Regions from separate parts of the Homo sapiens genome. Here region 2 is linked to region 1. A link is a loop called in an ENCODE intact Hi-C map of the cell type or tissue named here. Cell type or tissue: prostate gland. All regions are shown on one strand. Links, peaks and the distances in the headings refer to the core of each region. The heading gives the core; the rest is flanking DNA. Region 1 has its middle 3.7 kb from the start of GBP5. Region 2 overlaps GBP3 (guanylate binding protein 3).

What was found. Peaks named below come from ENCODE experiments on the same cell type or tissue, not always from the same donor. Only the 100,000 strongest peaks of a DNase experiment are listed, where the experiment ranks them.
Region 2: a loop joins it to region 1, with 2.5 times the contacts of the local background. A loop is called at or near these places in 38 of 110 quality-filtered maps.

What each region holds. Positions count from the first base shown.
Region 1 is chr1:89,275,092-89,278,008 of GRCh38, reverse strand. It overlaps the pseudogene LOC100421401. Among named protein-coding and RNA genes, the nearest start is that of GBP5, 3.7 kb to the right of the region's middle. In prostate gland, for the core only: a CTCF peak has its summit at 1,111; no DNase peak of the experiment used is centred there.
Region 2 is chr1:89,004,012-89,006,865 of GRCh38, reverse strand. It overlaps GBP3 (guanylate binding protein 3), which reads left to right. Exons shown (of 11, transcript NM_018284.3): 11 at 1-186. Among named protein-coding and RNA genes, the nearest start is that of RBMXL1, 13 kb to the right of the region's middle. In prostate gland, for the core only: no CTCF peak of the experiment used is centred there; a DNase peak (open chromatin) is centred at 1,115; H3K27ac peaks cover 935 bases.

The DNA of each region.
Region 1 (2,917 bases), core at 168-2,667:
AAAGAAAGCCATTTCCTCATTGGCTTCTATCATGCATGATAACTTTCTCACAGTTCTGTGTTGTACATGAAAAGGTGTTGAGCAAGTTCTTGCTGGAATACTAGCTGCAGAAGCATCGAAAATATGAAGCACCAACCCAGTGATGCCTGTGCAAAGCTGCTGAAATGGTGATGTCAGCAGAGGATGTAGTAAGATATGAGGCCAGTGGAATTTTGAAAGTGTATACAAGAAGTTTTCAACATACCTGAGAGCATAACTCCAGGCATAAAATTATCTGTTCTAATTCCAGTGTTTGGGTTTTCCTACTTTTTTGTCTGAAAATATCTTTACTTTTAGTTTTAATACTAATTAATTTTTACAATAGTTAGAATTTTAGTTGGATTAGTTTTTGTTTATTTTTATTCATAAAAATTTTATTAGTATAGATTTGGGGAGTACAAAGGCAGATTTCTTACATGCCTGTATTGTATAGCAGTGGAATCTTGGCTTTTACTGTATCCATCACCCATATAGTGAACATCGTACCTAATAGGTAACTTTTCAACCCTCTCCCCACTTCTACCTACCCATCTTCTGTAGTCTCCAATGTCTATTATTTATAGAAACCAAATTGAAATACATTGCTGCTGCAGCTAGGGATGGCCCCCAAAAATATTGTTGTGAAATGTTCTCTGTGGACAGATTTTAAACAGTTAACAGGTAAGCAATTTTGTGTAAAGGAAGAAGTGGCCTGAAGTAAGGCTATATACAGAATCTTGAGCAGTGGAGAATGGTTTATGTAGTTGGCCTTGGCACAATTGTAGGATCAGAAATAAACAGGTCTGTAGGTAAATCTATAGGAATAAGTGCATAAAGTGTGTGGATCTTTATGTCTTAAGTCAATGTCAACCAGAGTATATAGGTTTTAGAGAGACACTGAACAAACCAGGTGGCTAAAATGACTTATCCAGTAGATTTGAGCCAGGCTTTATCCTCAGCTACCTAGTGTTTGCACAGAACAGATACGGTAGCAGGGATGAAATCTTTGCATGGACCCATCAACCTGGGCTTCCTCTCACCAAGGCCAATCTCACTACACGTTAAATATTGGCCCAAAGACAACAAAAATTGACACTGAGCCTTCAGTATAATACCACCCTTCAAGAAGACCAACCAGACCACTAGATGTCAAGGTGATCAAATCAGTCCTTTTGCACCTTGGAGGAGTCTGTGATTTTTTTTTTTTTTTACTGAAATTGACATAAATTCTGGGTATGGATATTCCCCTGTTGAGAGTGGTTCAGCCAGCACCTATTCGAGGACTTGCAGTGTCTGTTTAAATGTCCTAAAATCCTACTAAACATCAGCTTAGAGAAAGTTTTGAAAGTTTTACTTTACAGTAAAGAGGCACAACAATGCGAATGTAACCATGGAATCCACTAGTCCTTATACATCATCTAAAAGCTGCCAGCCTAACAAAACTGGAATGGCCAGTAGAGACCATTGTGGGGTTGGGGACTGTCATTCAATATGCAGTATATAATTGGATAACTAAAGGATATTATATGCTAGCTGGAATATATGAGCCTGGGAACCAAAGCGTTAAAGTAGGAGTATTCTCCGTTGAATTATTTGTGAATTTGTGATCCATTGTCTAGTCTGCTGGACTAGAGGGCCAGTTCTCAGGGTGAAGTTAAGCAGTTTTTCTACCAGGGGTCATAGTAAAGTTCTACTAAATCTGAAACTATAGCTGCCACCTGGTCATTTTATGAATTTCATGTTTGTAGACAAGCCAGCAGGCAATTAAAAGGATTGATCTACTGGCAAGCTTAAATGATTATGGTTTCTGTGAGGAAATAGTACATAATGGAAGCAGGGAGGAGTATGGCTGGCACTCAAAGGATTCCCTGGGATACTCTTGGTGCTTGCATGGCCTGTTAAGATGCACTGGAAGTAACTACAGCCTTATTAAAGCACAGAAATAGGTCTTCTGGTTTCTCAGAAATGAAGAAATGTTTCTCTCCACTGAGAAGGCAACCTAGACAAGGAGAACTCCTGATCAAGTATGAGCAAAACCTAGAATGGGTAATAGAGGAGAAGATCTTGAATATCAGTTAGGATCACAAAATCAGTTGCAGCAAAGAGGACTATAGCTTAGACTTTCCTATTGTGTGTGTGTGTGTGTGTGTGTATATATATATATTTAAACTAACGACCAGCCACAAAATTGAAGAAGCCATTAAGGAAAGGTTGATCTTTGCATAAGATAGGGGCAATATGGATGGGATACCCACAACATCTGTGAAGGCCATCTCCCTTTATCACTCAACCTTGCACATTCCAATGGCATCTCACTGCAAACATCAGAGATCCTTCATCTAAGCATTTTTTCTCAGCCCACACGTGGGCCAGGTCAGGAGTGCAAGGGGGTTATGCTTTCAGGACCAGTCTTTATCCAGAAATGAAAGGAAGTTGGAAGAAAAGTACCCCAGGTTTCTAACCCACCCAAGAGGGAAATTGGAGGCAGATTTTACATTGTTTCCTAGAGTTACCTGAGGAGATCTAACTCCTGGTTCCCACAACAAAACCTGCTAGATATGTTCCCAGTCACTGGCTTCATTCCGTTCCAGTTTTCACTTTCCCACTGTCCTACCCCGTTTCTTATGAGCACCTTCAAAATAAATATCCCTTGCTCACAAATCCTTGTCTAGGAACTAAAGCTCCAAAAATACTGCCTAACAGCCACTCTGTTCATTGTAAAATAAAGATAGAAAAAAAATTGTCTTGTAGGATTGAAACCAGGATAATATGAGATATTTAGTGTCCAGATCTTAGAATCCATTTATTAAAAAGGGACAATAATAATGATGATTATTATGATGATTCACTCAACAAACACAAAAGGACTACAATAAAGTGCTTGGGTTTCAGTCTTAAG
Region 2 (2,854 bases), core at 1-2,500, 270 kb after region 1:
AATTTTCCCCAAAGGGAATATGGAATTTTTTTGACTTTCTTTTGAGCAATAAAATAATTGTCTTGCCATTACTTAGTATATGTAGACTTCATCCCAATTGTCAAACATCCTAGGTAAGTGGTTGACATTTCTTACAGCAATTACAGATTATTTTTGAACTAGAAATAAACTAAACTAGAAATAAAATAAGTTTCACTAGTTTTTTTATTTCCATTTTTTTTTTTTTAGTTTTTCACCAAATAATAAGGTTTGAGTCTTTATAGCAGTGGTTGGCTAACTTTTCTGTAAAATACCAGATAGTGATTATTTATGGCTTTGCAGGTCAACTGTCTCAACTACTAAACTCTGCATACAGTACAAATGCAGCCATAGACAATACATAAGTAAATGGGTGGGGCTATGTGCCAATAACACTTAATTTTCAAAACCAGGTGGCACACACAAGCTATAGTTTGCAGACCTTTGTTTATAGAAACATTGGTCAAAGTTTCATTTTATATCTGCCTTATTTTACTTACATTTATAAGAATCATAAGGATTAGATTGTATATGTTAGAATCTTGAAATAATTATGTAGTGTTTCAAAATATTACACGATGAATCCCAAGAGGACCCACAGACCCTCTGAAGGAGGCAGACTGCTCCTGCAGGACCCAGGAAACACTCCAAATATTCTGACTGCCCCAACTGCAGAAGTGGGAAAGGGAGACCCTCCTCTCTGGAACACACACCCCCACTGGAGAAGCTGAAGGTTTGTGTGCAGGAGGAGTTTCCGACTTTACCTGAAGCTGAGTCAAGTTAGAGAGCCGAGCAAAATACAGGGGTAGAGGAAGCAGTTGGAAGGCCCTGGGAGCTCACTGTGTCCCCAGGCAGGCCATTCCTGCCTGGCACCACAGGGATCTATCGGGAGGTCAGCCAGAGGAGCAACAGGTAAAACTCCACAGAAAGAAGAAATTCTCCAACCAAACTTTGTAACAATTTGAATGGGGCGAGAAGCCTCCTGCCAGAACTCGGGGAGGGCACAAATCCAGCATGCAAACTTCACAGGCTGGTGAAGAACTAAAGTCCTTTTCTTTTTGGCTGAGCAGAAAGCCTCAGCCAAATTTTAAGCCCGCCCCTCTTGCCCTCTGCCTGGAAACAGACTCAGAGCTGTTGGCAGGGAGAAGGGCACAGTGGGAGTGAGACCGGCCTTCCAGTTTGCATCGGAGCTGGGTGAGGCCTGTGACTGCCAGCTTCTCCCACTCCCCTGACAACCTGCATGACTCAGGAGAGGCAGCCATAATCCTCCTAGGTACACAACTCCAGTGACCTGGGAATCTCACCCCCATCCCCCACAGCAGCCATAGCAAGATCCAGCCATGGAGAGTCTGAGCTCAGACACTCCTAGCCCCGCCCTGACCTGATGGTCCTTCTCCATCCACCCTGGTAGCTGAAGACAAAGGTCATTTAATCTTGGGAGTTCTAGGACCCTGCCCACCACCAGTCCCTCTCCCACTGATACTTTCTGGAAAGTGCCACCTCCTTTCAGGAGGCCAACCAGCACAAAAATAGAGCATTAAACCACCAAAACCAAGGACCCTCATGAAGTCCATTTCACCCTCCACCACCTCCACTGGAACAGGCACTGGTATTGTAGGAGGACAAGCCACCAACAAAACCCCTCAGACACTGAGTTAAAGAAGGAAGGGCTTTATTCAGCCAGGAGCTTTGGTAAGACTCACGTCTCCAACAACCGAGCTCCCTGAGTGAGCAATTCCTGTCCCTTTTAAGGGCTCACAACTCTAAGGGGGTCCACGTGAGAGGGTCGTGATTGATTGAGCAAGCAGGGGGTACATGACTGCGGGCTACATGCACTGGTAATTAGAACGGAACGGAACAGAACAGGACAGGGATTTTCACAGTGCTTTTCTATACAATGTCTGTAATCTGTAGATAGCATAACCAATTAGGTCAGGGGTCAATCTTTAATTACCAGGCCCAGGGTGTGGCGCTGAACTGTCTGCTTGTGGATTTCATTTCTGCCTTTTAATTTTTACTTCTTCTTTCTTTGGAGGCAGAAATTGGGCATAAGACAATATGAGGGGTGTTTTCTTCCCTTAGTATCCATGGCTCAGAGACCCATAGATGGTCCACATCACAGGACTCTGTACAGAAAACCCCCAATACCAGCCCAGAGCTGGGCAGACACACTGGCTGGCTAGACTCAGAAGAGAGACGACAATCACTGCAGTTTGGCTCACAGGAAGCCATACCCATAGGAAAAGGGGGAGAGTACTACATCAGGGGAACACCCCATGGGACAAAAGAATCTGAACAACAGCCTTCAGCCTTAGACCTTCTCTCTGACAGAGCCTACCCAAATGAGAAGGAACCAGAAAACCAACTCTGGTTATATGACAAAACAAGGCCCTTCAACACCCCCCAAAAATCATCCTGGTTCACCAGCAATGGATCCAAACCAAGAAGAAATCCCGATTTATCTGAAAAAGAATTCAGGAGGTTAGTTACTAAGCTAATCAGGGAAGGACCAGAGAAAGGTGAAGCCCAATGCAAGGAAATCCAAAAAAATGATACAAGAAGTGAAGGGATAAATATTCAATGAAATAGACAGCTTAAAGGAAAACAATCCACAATTCAGGAAACTTTGGACACGCTTTTAGAAATGCAAAATGCTTTGGAAAGTCTCAGCAACAGAATTGAACAAGTACAAGAAAGAAATTCAGAGCTCAAAGACAAGGTCTTTGAATTAACCCAATCCAACAAAGACAAAGAAAAAAGAATACGAAAATATGAACAAATCCTCCAAGAAGTCTGGGATCATGTTAAATGACCAAACCTAAGAATAATGGGTGTT